Regions from separate parts of the Mus musculus genome. Here region 2 is linked to region 1. A link is a contact called in ENCODE Hi-C or POLR2A ChIA-PET data. All regions are on one chromosome and are shown on one strand. The core of a region is the stretch at or near the end of the contact, and the rest is flanking DNA. Distances in the headings are between cores, read along the strand shown.

Region 1 (6,392 bases), core at 3,542-6,041:
GAAAATGTGACCTTGTTGGGAGGAAAAGTGACAGGCACACTATGCAGCCACTTCTGAACGTGCATGCATCTCCCCCCCGCGCCCCCACCCTGTGCAGTACAGCTACATTTGCTGCCGTCTCTCTTTATGAAATCTGATCTTCCAAGTTATCCACAAGTCGTATTCTTTCCCCTGTCTTATCATGCTTCATTGTGTTGGCTAGCTCAACCTCCCTTAGACCTCCTAAGCTATTACCCTCAATGAGAACACTACATCTAGTCTTTTCTGTATTGATTTTCAGATCCGAACTTCCAAGTGCCGATTAGTCATCCCTCCAGTTCCTTGATTAAAACATGTTCCTTCCAAAACCTGTTCCATCCTTGTATTTCCTGCTTTGATCAATTGTAACCACCACCTTTCGGTCAACCTCACACATTTAAGCTGCATATCTGTCTTAGGCTTTGTTTCCTACTCCTGGGAAGTCCATCCTAACGTCTCCCCTGCCAACACTGTTGTAGCCCAGTGGTTAAGAGCACAGCCCTCTTTGCTTCCTGGCTTCCACAGGGCCAGCATTGCCCTTCACCATGCACCCCTGCCATGATGTCTGCAGGCTAAGTAGGTCTAAAGTCATGTGTCAATCAGCAGAGACGGGCAGCCTCAGAGCTGTGAGCTGAAATGAAACAGTTCCTCTTTTAAAGTTGCTTTTCTCAGGTACTTGCCACAATAACAGGAAAGTGAACACTAAGGAATATGGAGCATCTGTTCATCAATGCTCGCACCGTCAGCCTCCAGAAGTATTAGAAAGTAATTGCCTAGGGTTTAAGCACCCACACCTAAGAACACATTGAATTCGTATGAAACCAGACACGAACGCAAATGGCCGCAACCACTAGAAATCGCTCTGTAAATGTTCTGCATATCCATCCAAAGGGACACGAACCATCACGTCTTGACGTCACAAACAGTTCTGAGTCCTTGTTCCTTCATTTTGATTTGTGATGTTGAACCCTGTGATTTTTTTTTAAAGCAAGTCTCTAAGCTTCAGTTCTACGTCTACAAGTCCAGATGATGATAGATGCCAGAGCATCCATACCTAGCACATTGAGCAGAGTGCCTCACACTAAAAGTTACTGTCGTGGTGATCAGTGTGAAACCCTGGTCTTCGGTCCTTCTGGTGCACACACCAGGGTGCACCAGTTTTAAAGGACAAAGCTGAGGCTTAGATTTTTTTTCAAGGATTTCCAGAAACAAACTCCAGCCACTCAAAGGATGTCTCCTAAAACTGACTTTCGCCATGTATTAGAAGAGGCTTGTTTTCCCATCTAACATTTACGTACTGTGGGGCATACAAAGAAAGCCCCTGAATTTTTTTTAATTAGGTATTTTCCTCGTTTACATTTCCAATGCTATCCCAAAAGTCCCCCATACCCACTCCCCACTCCCCTACCCACCCACTCCCCCTTTTTGGCCCTGGCGTTCCCCTGTACTGGGGCATATAAAGTTTGCAAGTCCAAAGGGCCTCTCTTTCCAGTGATGGCCAACTAGGCCATCTTTTGATACATATGCAGCTAGAGACAAGAGCTCCGGGGTACTGGTTAGTTCATATTGTTGTTCCACATATAGGGTTGCAGTTCCCTTTAGCTCCTTGGGTACTTTCTCTAGCTCCTCCAGCCCCTGAATTTTTAATGGAATTCTGCAAGTCTTTGTGGAGAATGCTTTCGAAGTCCACAGTTGTCCTGCAGTCTATGGGAGGGAGAATCATCTAATTCCAGGCTAAACATTTACTTGAGTCTCTTCTCAGCTGGCCAGCAATGAGGGCTGCATCAGAGGCCAAAGGCAGGAGGGTCTGGCTAAGTTTCAAAGACTGCAGGTGGAAGAAAAGGCAAGCCAACTGCTAACCATGACCAAAGAACACACTGAGGTGATCATGCGGCCCAGTGAGACATCATTATCCCTTAAATAATACTTAGTCTTTTCCTATGCATCTCTCAAAGAAACCATCTGACTACCATTTAATAAAATAAGCTTACCAATAGACTTCTTGAAAGTTTCCTGCTTCAGATTGCTTATTGATGAGATGGCACTTAAGTGCCTCCTTGATTTAGGAAACTAATTAAATGCGCAAGCATCATTTGACAGAGATCAGGGAATCTCCGCATTTTTGTATTTCCTTAGATTATCCCACTAATGACTTGCAAAATGCATGCCAACAGAGTGTTATTTTGTGAACAATGCATAGTTCTGAGTGAGGAGAAGATTATCAGTGTCTTATGTGTCTTCTCTTGGCTACCGTTAGGTTAGGTAATCAAAACGGGGGTGGGGTGGTGGCAGGAGGGGTTTGCATATTTCATTTTGTTTTAAACATATTATTTTTCAGACAGGTTGACCTCAAAGTGGCTATCTAGCCCAGAATGACCTTGAACTTGAGGTCTTCCTGCCTCTGCTCCTGAGTGCTGGGATTCCAGGCCTGTGTCAGATGCCTGGGCAGCCAGGGCTGAGGCCTGAACCCAGGACCCCGCTCCTTCCAGGTAAACACACAAGCTGAGCTACTTCTTGAGCTGCTCCACTTAAAAAAAAAATCCACCATAATATTATTTATATGGAAGAGGCAAGAGAAGACAGAGAGAGATGTATGTGTCTGTCTGTCTGTTCGAGTGCTAGGAGGTAGAACAAACACAGGGTTAGGTTCTGTTCCAATGAGCAAATCAAAACCAAGCTTCTTTAGAGAAATGTCTGGGCTTTGATTCTCTCATTATGAATAACCCTCTTTGTCTAATAAAAAAAGAACTCACGGAACTTAGGCAAATTTCATTAGTTCTCTTGGCATAAAACACATTCAAGTTACCAGCTCTAAGGGCAGGCACTGCAGCAATTTTTAAAAAGAGTTCAGAAAAAGTGCATTTGGCACAATGGAAGCTATTAAAATGTTATTAACCTTAGATAATTCAGACTTCTAAGTTCTTATGTTTGACTTCAACCGAAAGTATTGTCCTTATTTGACTTGCTTAGGACCAGAAAGGCTTCATATATTGTTTATTGTGTTGAATTTAGTATATCTGCATATATATATATTATATAAGGTATATAATATACATATATTATATATAAGATATATAGTATGCATACATATTATATATATGACATATAATGAGATTCTTGGGAATGGTTCTAATTTTAAACATGAAATTGAATTGTGATTCATATACCCCTTACATATGTAGTGTTGAAATAATCTTGTCTAGCATGTGTACTGCCCCTGTGTTTTCTCTGTGACATCAGAAGAGCGAGGTGTGGAATTTTCCACCCGTGACGTCATTCCAGCTCTCAAAGCAGTTCTGGACTTTGGAGCAGTTAGGATTTTGGATTTTCAGCGCAGGGCTGCTGAAACATAAGTCAAAATAAACCCTTCCTTTTAAAAACTGTGTCATCAAGTATGACCCACAGCAATGAGAATCTGGCTAACAGGACTGCTAAAGTGAACATCATCCTACCCACACTGCAGGACACGCTCACCTCCATGTCTGCATCTTACACTGGAAGCTGTGTTACCCTCACTGCAGGACACGCTCACCTCCATGTCTGCATCTTACACTGGAGCTGGGTTACCCACACTGCAGGACACGCTCACCTCCAAGTCTGCATCTTACACTGGAAGCTGTGTTACCCACACTGCAGGACACGCTCACCTCCATGTCTGCATCTTACACTGGAAGCTGGGTTACCCACACTGCAGGACACGCTCACCTCCATGTCTGCATCTTACACTGGAGCTGGGTTACCCACACTGCAGGACACGCTCACCTCCATGTCTGCATCTTACACTGGAGCTGGGTTACCCACACTGCAGGACATGCTCACCTCCATGTCTGCATCTTACACTGGAGCTGGGTTACCCACACTGCAGGACATGCTCACCTCCAAGTCTGCATCTTACACTGGAAGCTGTGTTACCCTCACTGCAGGACACGCTCACCTCCATGTCTGCATCTTACACTGGAAGCTGTGTTACCCACACTGCAGGACATGCTCACCTCCATGTCTGCATCTTACACTGAATTTGTGAGACGGCTCGGCATCATCAAGTGAATGATCGATTGCCTCTTTCCTCTGTCTATAACAGACTTCCAGGTTGTTTTTGTATGATTATCTTCTTCATCATTCCTGACCTCTAAGGATGCTGTCCTTCCATGCTGTATAAAGTGGCTTAACTGAACACACCTCTTACTTTCATTCTATTCTTTGCACTTCATCCTATGTAATATTTCCTTTCTTCCTGATTGTTTGTTCTTACCTTCTTCCCTCCTGCCTATTTCTCCACACACATACAAGGTCTACAAGTGGCTCCACCCCACATTCCTGACACCAAGAGTTTTGCCTGGTGCATAAAAGACATATTCATTTAAATAATCACTGTGTATTTGAATGATTTAATGAAAAAAGGGTCTCCACATAACTTCCTATAAAGCCCTTCCTGGCCCTTGTATCTGACTGAAAATACAGACAGGATAATCAGGAAGTTTTAAGCGATTGCTAGATATTTGACGCTATTAAAGTGTTACTATTTTTCATTTGATAACGGCATTGCGGCTACTCTTAACTTTCAGAGAAATATTGGAGCATTTATGGAAACATTCACAGGATAAGTGATTTGTATAAAGTAGTCCCAGTATCTGTATGTGTGCCAAGGACGATGACTGAGGTGAAGACGAAGACTTCCACGTAAACCCAGACCCAGTGGCTGTGGGCGTCATTCAGGGATTTGGAAGGCGGAGGAGGCTTGAGGATCAAGTCTGCGCCTTCTTTAGACTACTGCATTACTGAATGAAAGTTCTGCAGCCTCTGAGGCTCGCCGAGCGTTTATCAGACAGGCAGTGTAATAGCCAAGCAGAAGGTGAGAGATGACAGAAGACAGCTGGATAAAGGAGTGCAGGAAATATTAGAGTTGCTACAGATCTTGCAGAGAAAGACCTCTAAGACAAACAGAGCAAGCAGGGCAAGCACTGACACTGAACTCTTGTGTGCGCCAACACTGATATAAACCAAGACGGATAACCCAGATGGAAAGGCCCACTTCCTTTTGCTCCTGGAAATTATTGTTTAAGTCAATCTTGCTTTACAATAGAACTCAGACAGGAGACGAGGGGGAGGTTACTCTATTGTATGAGGAATCCAGAAACAGCAAGTCATGAATAATACAAATGAAACATGAAGCAAAGCTCTTGGCCCAAGGTCTGAAGGTTGTATGAAGAATGAAATCATCTCTGGTGAGCTAGATAGAAAAGTGGCCTGCAGTTACTCCCAGGTCACAAACAGTTTAAGATGGCGTTGAGCTAGTGATCTCTCCCTGGTAATCGACTGAACAGAAAGGCCAGAATACGTGCCATAGGCACGTATCGAAGAAGGGCTAAAACCCAATGCAGAAAATGAAGCTTCACAGATCTAATGCTCTGGTGGCCGTTTAAACCAGAGACCAGTAGAAGACACACAAACAATGTATTTGAGGAAAGCAGGCTCCGGGGCAGGATTCTGGCCAGGTTCACTGAAGACACAGTTAAGAATTCCTGACCAAAAAACTGTCAACCCTGCGTTGCTCATAAACCGTTCCTTGTAAAGAAAAGCAGCGCTGATTTATATTTTGATCAAGTGCAAAATTATTTTAGACACTAAAACCATGAGACTAACAACAACTGGCTAACTTATTTGTTTAGCTCTAGTCTATGCCAATGCTGAGGTTAATGGGCAATCAGTACCACAAAGAGGACAAACTGAGGTGGCTGCATGCTCTCGCCATGTGGGAGGCCTTAGGTCCCACCCCAATACTCCACCCACACACAAAAGGTCACAGTACACTAACAGCCTGCTTCTCCAAGAGCCAGTCTGTCTCCCTAAAGTGTGCAGGTGAGACCCACAAAGTCGCCAGGGAACGCCTTAGGTTGCCCTAGGAGAGGGCACCAGCCTCTTCACTGTAAGAGTTTCTCTCTGAGCTCAACGCTTCAGCACCCAAATTCCTCAAAAGCTACACCGGTGTCCCGAAAGGGGACCACACAGGAATGCAGGCACTGTGCTGAGGAGTCGGCGGAATCAATTACCTAGAATCCTCACCTAAAAGAACAGTTCCTATTTTTAGTAGCAACTGTAAAAACAAACAGGCAAAGAGCTACCAAAGGTGAAAAGTATCTAGGTTAGATCGAGTCCCTCCAGAGATGTAGGCGTTATGGGAAGAACAGAGTCAGGGTTGGAAAGCTAGAAACAGCAGCCTTAGCTCCAGTACTGGTGGAGACTACAGCCTCCCTCAGAGCCCGCAGCACTCCAGACTCTGCTTTCTCTGTGTGTGATAGAAGACGGATCCTATGGCCTTCCAGGTCCTGATTAGAAAATTCCAATAGGCCCTTTCCATCCTGCAGCATCTATAC
Region 2 (6,384 bases), core at 2,011-4,510, 42 kb after region 1:
GCTGTAAATGCCAGAAATGGATTCTCTTTTCTTGATGAAACCCTCACTAATAAAACCATCTCCTTGACAATAAACCACTCAAGTGTTTTCTGAAATGTTTATTTGCTTTTTCATCATTTACCTTGCTATCATATAATTCTTTCAAAAAAAAAAAAACCAATCAAACCTTTAGGTCAGGGATTAAACTCAAAACTCTGATGTTGTGGGACACACACCAAGAGAACTGAAGAAGAGAGAACAAAGCAGCCAAGAGAGATCAGAGTATGAAAGGGATGGCCAGGGCCACTTGGGTAATATGCTAGCTTTACCAGCACACACTCAGATCAACAAGTCTCAGAGTGCGGCTCTGGATACGAGCGGAGTACTATTAGGAAGCGCTCAGAAGGGATACTGCCACAAGCCACAAGACTCCCATTCACCCAATAAATTATAGCATCTCCTCAGCCTCCCAACAGACAAAGGGCCCAGAAGAAAACAGTTCATGTGTAAGTAATTGTTAGTGGCTATAATCTGGAGCAATGTGTTGAAAATGCAGTTCTTTAAACGCTAACCATCCAAACACACACTGATGGCATCAGAGCACACAAACACTATCGCCTCAATGGACGGAAAACGCCATATGGTTGTGGAAGCCTGGCGTTTAAGAAGTGGTTTCAGAGAGCTGGGGACATAGCTCAGTGGTAGATCATTTGCATAGCATACACAAGGCCCAGTATTGCCAAAAGATAAAAATATAGAATTGGTTTCAGTTGAAAGGGCTGTCCTTCAACCAAGGACTCTGAGAGAATCTTTGCAAATTCTTGTTGGGTGCCCACGTGTTGCAAGAAATACTTCATTAGGATGCAGATGATGTTTGCATTTCAGCAATTCAAGCAGCCTTCTGCTATAGGCCGTGTCCATAAACTCATAATGATTGGATGTTAATAATACTAACAGAGGAATTGCTTCACCAATGTACCTAGCTATACCAAAAATAGTGCTTCAAGTACCCATTTTTCCAAAGGTCAAATATAAAAGTTTAAGTGCTTCTTATTAAGCAGTGTTTTAGATATTTAATTCATTGGGATAGGAACATAATGCCTCCTTTAACATTACACACCAGGCCGAAAGACACCAAGTAAACTGCCTTGATTTACAGCTATAGGTTTATTCTTGTAACCACACTATATAATGCCCTCTTAGTCAAAGTCACAAGGCTAAGTAGAAGGTCAAACCAAGAATGTGTATAACTGTTGAGCCACATTTAATGAAGAACACAATTATTGAAATCCTAAAGACTTTGACATCATTCTCAAAAAGAAAAAAAAAAAAGTGCTTACCCAGGGAGAGTAGGGAGGAATAACTCAGGACCCCAATGTCATTTGTAATTTGACCAGTATGTGTTATACAAAGGAGCATGAGGAGAGTTTAAACTCAAAAGAATTTACATTGAACTCTCTGCTTCCCATTAATTGGACATTTAGTAATAAGAATCCAGTTCTGGAATCAGACCTGCATGGATAACCCTGGCTTTCAGGTCATCAGATTGAGGCATTTGGTGTACCCCATAATGAGCTACTAAGATATCCATCCTGGAGAAAGGACACATGCTAGAAGAGACAGCAAACCACAGGCTCCCAAGTCAGTGAGGCAGGGTGGGGGTGGGTGGGGAGCCAGGCCAGAAGGAGGTCAGCTTCCTAACTAGCTCACACAGGGGAACCTTTTTCCTTCAGGCAAAAATGTTTCATAGCTACGGGCGGCTGCCTGCTTATGACATAGCTTTTGTAATTGATAGTAAGTTACTTAACCATGCTAGAACTCAGGTTCCTTAACCTCAGAGACATGGTTGAAAATCGTCCTTGCCTTAGTGTGGCTTCTGAGGGCTACATGGAATGATGCAAGTTAATGATGCAACAGTACCAAGCAGTTAGCAAGTGCACAATAAGTAACGGGTGAAAATCTGCCAAAATGAATAGCATGTATCTTAGTCAGGGTTACCGTGGCTCTGATGAAACACCATGGCCTAAGCAACTTGACAGGAAGGGCTGATCTGGCTTACACATCCTGAGCCACAGTCCATTGAGGGAAGCCAAGGTAGGAACTCAAACTGGAGGCAGGAGCTGATGCAGAAGCCATAGATAGGTGCTGCTTACTGGCTTGTTCATCATGGCTTGCTCATCCCAACTTCTTACAGCACCCGGGACCATGAGCCTAGGACGGGACCACCCACAATGGGCTGCGCCCTCCCAAGTCAATCACTGATTAAGAAAATGTTCCCTCCAGCCTCATCTTACAAAGGCACTTTCTCAATTGAGGTTCCTTCCTCTCAGATGACTATAGCTTGTGTCAAGTCGACATAAAATTAGTCTAGCCACTACCCATGTGAAGCCAGGCCACTACCGGTGTGAAGCCAGAGACGCAACTAAGAGGTGGAGTATTTCCTACTGTGCACAGGGACCTGCAGAAAGAAACCAAACAAAGCCCTAAAAGACATTCTAAGGAAGTTCAATTAAACTAAGAATGGGCAAGCATTTTGAGGAACCATGGCATACTGCATAATAATTAGTTATTACAAAGAGTTCTTAGTACCTAGCAGTCAATAAGTGCTATATATGGGGGCTGCAGAGACGGTTCAGTGGTTAAGATCTTGTGTCGCTCTTGCAGACGACCTGGATTTGATTCTCAGCCCCAACACGGTGGCTCACAAACAGCTGTAGCTCCAGTGCCGAAGGATCTGGCCTCCGAGGGAGGGCACCAGGCATGCAGGTGGCACACAAACATACATGCAGGCAGACACTTATATGTACAAAAATGAAGTAAATCTGGAAGAAATGTATGTATAATTGATGTTACGATAATGTTGCTGTCAGCTGTCAGGAGTTCATTTGGAATGTTCACATCCCGTATTCTTCTCTGGCACCTCTTATTTTAAGGATGACATCGTGCCCATGTGTCATTCTGTTGTTTCTTCAGTCTGGAGATGGAACCAGGACCTCATGCATGTTCGGCAAGTTCGTGACTGATGAGTTACACACCCCTAGTCCTCTTTCAGATCGTCTTAAATTGTGAAAGAAAAACAATCTCACCGGGGAGAGCTGGAAACAAACCTAAGGGGTCTCGGTCCAAAAGAACTAAGAACCTGAGCTTCCTAACAGACCAGACAGCTGCTTTATATTCCCTAGCACACAGAAACCACCAGATGCACTCAGAGTGGCCTCCGTCCATCTTCTCTAGATACAGCTTTCTTCAGAACATGACTGTTGATTCATTCCAACCTCAGAATAGATGTCTGGCCCCGGTCCCTTTAAAGAAAGGCCTCCTTCTCTCCATACTGAAATGTTTGGGATATTTAAAACTTCTATTGCCATAAATTCCAAGCTGACAGTCTCATAGCAGCCATAATTCAGTTGCAAGGAACACACATTTACCACAGGCCTGCAAACTAGAAGATTTAATAGGCCCCTAGCTGTGTAAATGAATGGAGCTCACTGTGCCCCAGCAGAAAGCAGGACCCAAACAGCTAGGAGCTGGGTCAGCTCCCTCAGCCCTCCAGATACAGATATAGGAACCATTGTAGTGTATGCAACCCACCACCACCAAATTGCTAATACGTACCACATGCTTGTACTTCAACACTGAAACCCTAAGTCTTATTACATACCTTAGCACTAACAGAGGCTTGAAAATAATTGACCTGACAGAGAATGCTTAGAATAGACATTGCTCCAACAGACATAATTTAGATATTATATCTATGTAGAGTAGGATTTAGCCTGTCTGAAATGGAGGTAATATTTATATAGACACATGAAACATTTATGTTTCCTGGATACTAAGTATCCAGGAATGTTTGTATAAAAGCTTTGTTTTGTTTTTCTTAAGCAACAAGGGGGAAATCAGTTCTTTAGATTTGTCATATCACTGGGAATTTCTAGTCATCTATTTGTTGCCTGTAATGGCACCTCCCCACAATTCAAATACTTGATTGAGGATTCTTCTTTCTGGCGTTTGAAAATCTACAGCCAGACCAGCACAGCTGGTATTCAAACCAGAAACAGTCAGTGTCATCTATCACTTTTTATTATTCCGGACCTTACTGAATGCACAGAAGGTATTCCACAAATACTTGTTGACTGCATGAATGAGAGGAGGGAAGTATCTCTACTACTGCTGGACTGTGCAGAGTAACTGGATACAAGGAAAGAAAATATAGATAGTACCAAGTGGGATGCTTGATTTTTGAACGTGGCAGGCTTTAGAATCACCATGGAAACCCATATCTGAGTGTTTTCAGAAAGATTCTACTGAAGGGGGAAGAGCCGACCCGAATTCGGGAGACGCTATCTCACAGACTAGGTCCCAGCATGGAGTATAAATAAGAGCCTTTCCAGCACAGCCCGGTCTACGCCTCTGCCTCCTGACTGCGCATGCACCGTGACCAGCTGCCTCAAGTTCCTGTCGCCATGCTTTGCCCACCAAGGCAGACGGCGCCTGTCTCCATGTGCATCCCGCTGTGGCATAGTACATCCTCAGACTATGACAGCACATAAACTTACCGTCTTTAAAATGCTGTCCTTGGGTATTTTTTCATAGTAACAACAACAACAAGTAAATAATGCGACAAAACATTAAGAGGAGCTGTCGAGTCAAGAGGTGTCTGTGGAATCCTGAGCCATAAATGGAGTATCTAGACCATACTCCCTCCCCTCACAGCTCAGGAAAACGGCGCAGAAGAGGGACTGGAAAGACTGCAAGAGCCAGAGGTCCGGGAAGACTGAGGTCCGATGATGTCTTTTGGACCCGAAAGGATGCTCCTCTCATGAACTCATTGCACCTGAGGTTGTCTGCACAAGACCCAGCCCAGCAGCACAGAGGGAGGGGTTTGTGAGTCCATCTCTAGCTGAGGAGCCACTGACAGCTGATGGCTGCTGGGTGTGGGAGCACCGGTTTTCCTTAGGAATGTGGTCCTGGTGGCTAGATCCAGCGAGTGGCACCACACCATGCATACACAAGGAGCATTGAATGGATCTGGTGGACCCGTGTGCCAAACCTAGGTGCTTTACAGTTTTACAAATAGGTAACAACCCTCATGCGTCAATTTCATCCTGTAACAAAAGAACAGGCAAGAAAGGTTCTTTTTTTTTTTTTTTTTAAGGGAAATTCTCTTGCTCTAAACACTCAAGGTAGAAAGAAAATATGACATCTCATGTGGTGACAGGAAGGTTGATTTTGGGCTTCAAGAAGTCTACCCAAACATTCCTGCAGTGTTTTCCGGGAAATCCAGCCAGCAGTTTGGCAGTAAGGGCTCTGTGTTGCACTCAAAGGAAGCTCATCGGACCCCAGGTTTTTTAGAAAGGAGAGAGAGCCAAACTCTGCAAAGAACCCCCAGAGACGCTGGGACCACTCAGCCAAGCACTCTGCATGGGTCTTGAACTAGAGGAACTAGTTGCCAAAGTGATGTCAGACTGTCCTGGCTGTTGCATTTTGTTCAGAAAACTCTACCATTTTCTTCTCTCCTCCAAACCTTTCTATATTTGAGGAAATCATGGGGGTGGGGGGAGGAAGGAAGGAGGAAGAGGAAGGAAAGAAGGAAGGAAGAAGAAGGAAAGAAAGGAAGTAAGTTAGGAAGGAAGGAGAACGGAAGAAAGGAATGAGCCATTGCTCAAGCTGCATTCAGTCTGTTCTACAGAGCGAGCATGCTATTGCTGCTGAAGTCCCCTAAAAAATACCAAGCAAAGCTGCTTTAGATCTAGAATAAGAAAAATGACATCCAGAGAAAATGTTTCCAGTACTAAGAGTAGGAACATCAAACGGTGTATAGCTTGGGCTATACACAGTGAAACGTGTGTTGTGTGTGTGTGCACGTGCATACACAATCATGGAGAACAAATGAAGACCCTAAGCTACACCTACAAATACCAAATGGCTGCCTGGGACAGCCTGCGAGCTCAGCAGTACCACAGCGCAGTGCATTGCTCAGCCTCCCAGAATCAGATCCCATCAGGCACTAACTCAAGTACAAGGGAAGTTCCTACACAGAGCTAAGGTGATTCACAAGCCCAATTAGTCTCAAATCCCGTCATCTACTTCTAAATCATTCAGGATTCCTTCATGGCCATTCTTCAGAAGGAAATATCTTCCACTCCGGGTAATAATGCAAAATGAATTTAAATTGAAGTTTTATCCATTTTATTTAAGTCCAAAGTATAATAATTTACATAATAAAGGCTCTATTGCAAGCCTAAAGAGGTAGAAACAGAACCAGCAGCTCACGTTAAGAGAACATTTTTTTTAAAGCTCCAATAATTAGAGCAATAGCTGGCATACCCTAGATACTAAAGGAGTTGTTGAATGGATAAAGGAATTAATTATCATAAAATTAACATTTCCCCTTCATGGAAGGTA

Evidence for each region. A loop is a pair of places that touch in the nucleus more often than their neighbours do. ChIA-PET counts read pairs that join two places held with the same protein, here RNA polymerase II (POLR2A).
Region 2: a map of heart shows a loop between it and region 1 (1.8-fold over the local background). The contact joins two enhancer-like sites. A Hi-C loop is called at or near these places in 1 of 37 maps with a recorded cell type or tissue (heart). POLR2A ChIA-PET finds 5 or more read pairs at or near these places in 2 of 5 experiments (Patski and embryonic stem cell).

The regions. Positions count from the first base shown.
Region 1 is chr10:59,519,085-59,525,476 of GRCm38, forward strand. All of the region lies in intron 1 of Mcu (mitochondrial calcium uniporter), which reads right to left. Among named protein-coding and RNA genes, the nearest start is that of Gm40671, 53 kb to the right of the region's middle. Within about 2 kb of position 4,792, at least 1 of the 3 ENCODE cell types and tissues checked has a DNase peak (open chromatin) inside an H3K27ac peak, as active enhancers do.
Region 2 is chr10:59,562,852-59,569,235 of GRCm38, forward strand. All of the region lies in intron 1 of Mcu (mitochondrial calcium uniporter), which reads right to left. Among named protein-coding and RNA genes, the nearest start is that of Gm40671, 9.4 kb to the right of the region's middle. Within about 2 kb of position 3,261, at least 1 of the 3 ENCODE cell types and tissues checked has a DNase peak (open chromatin) inside an H3K27ac peak, as active enhancers do.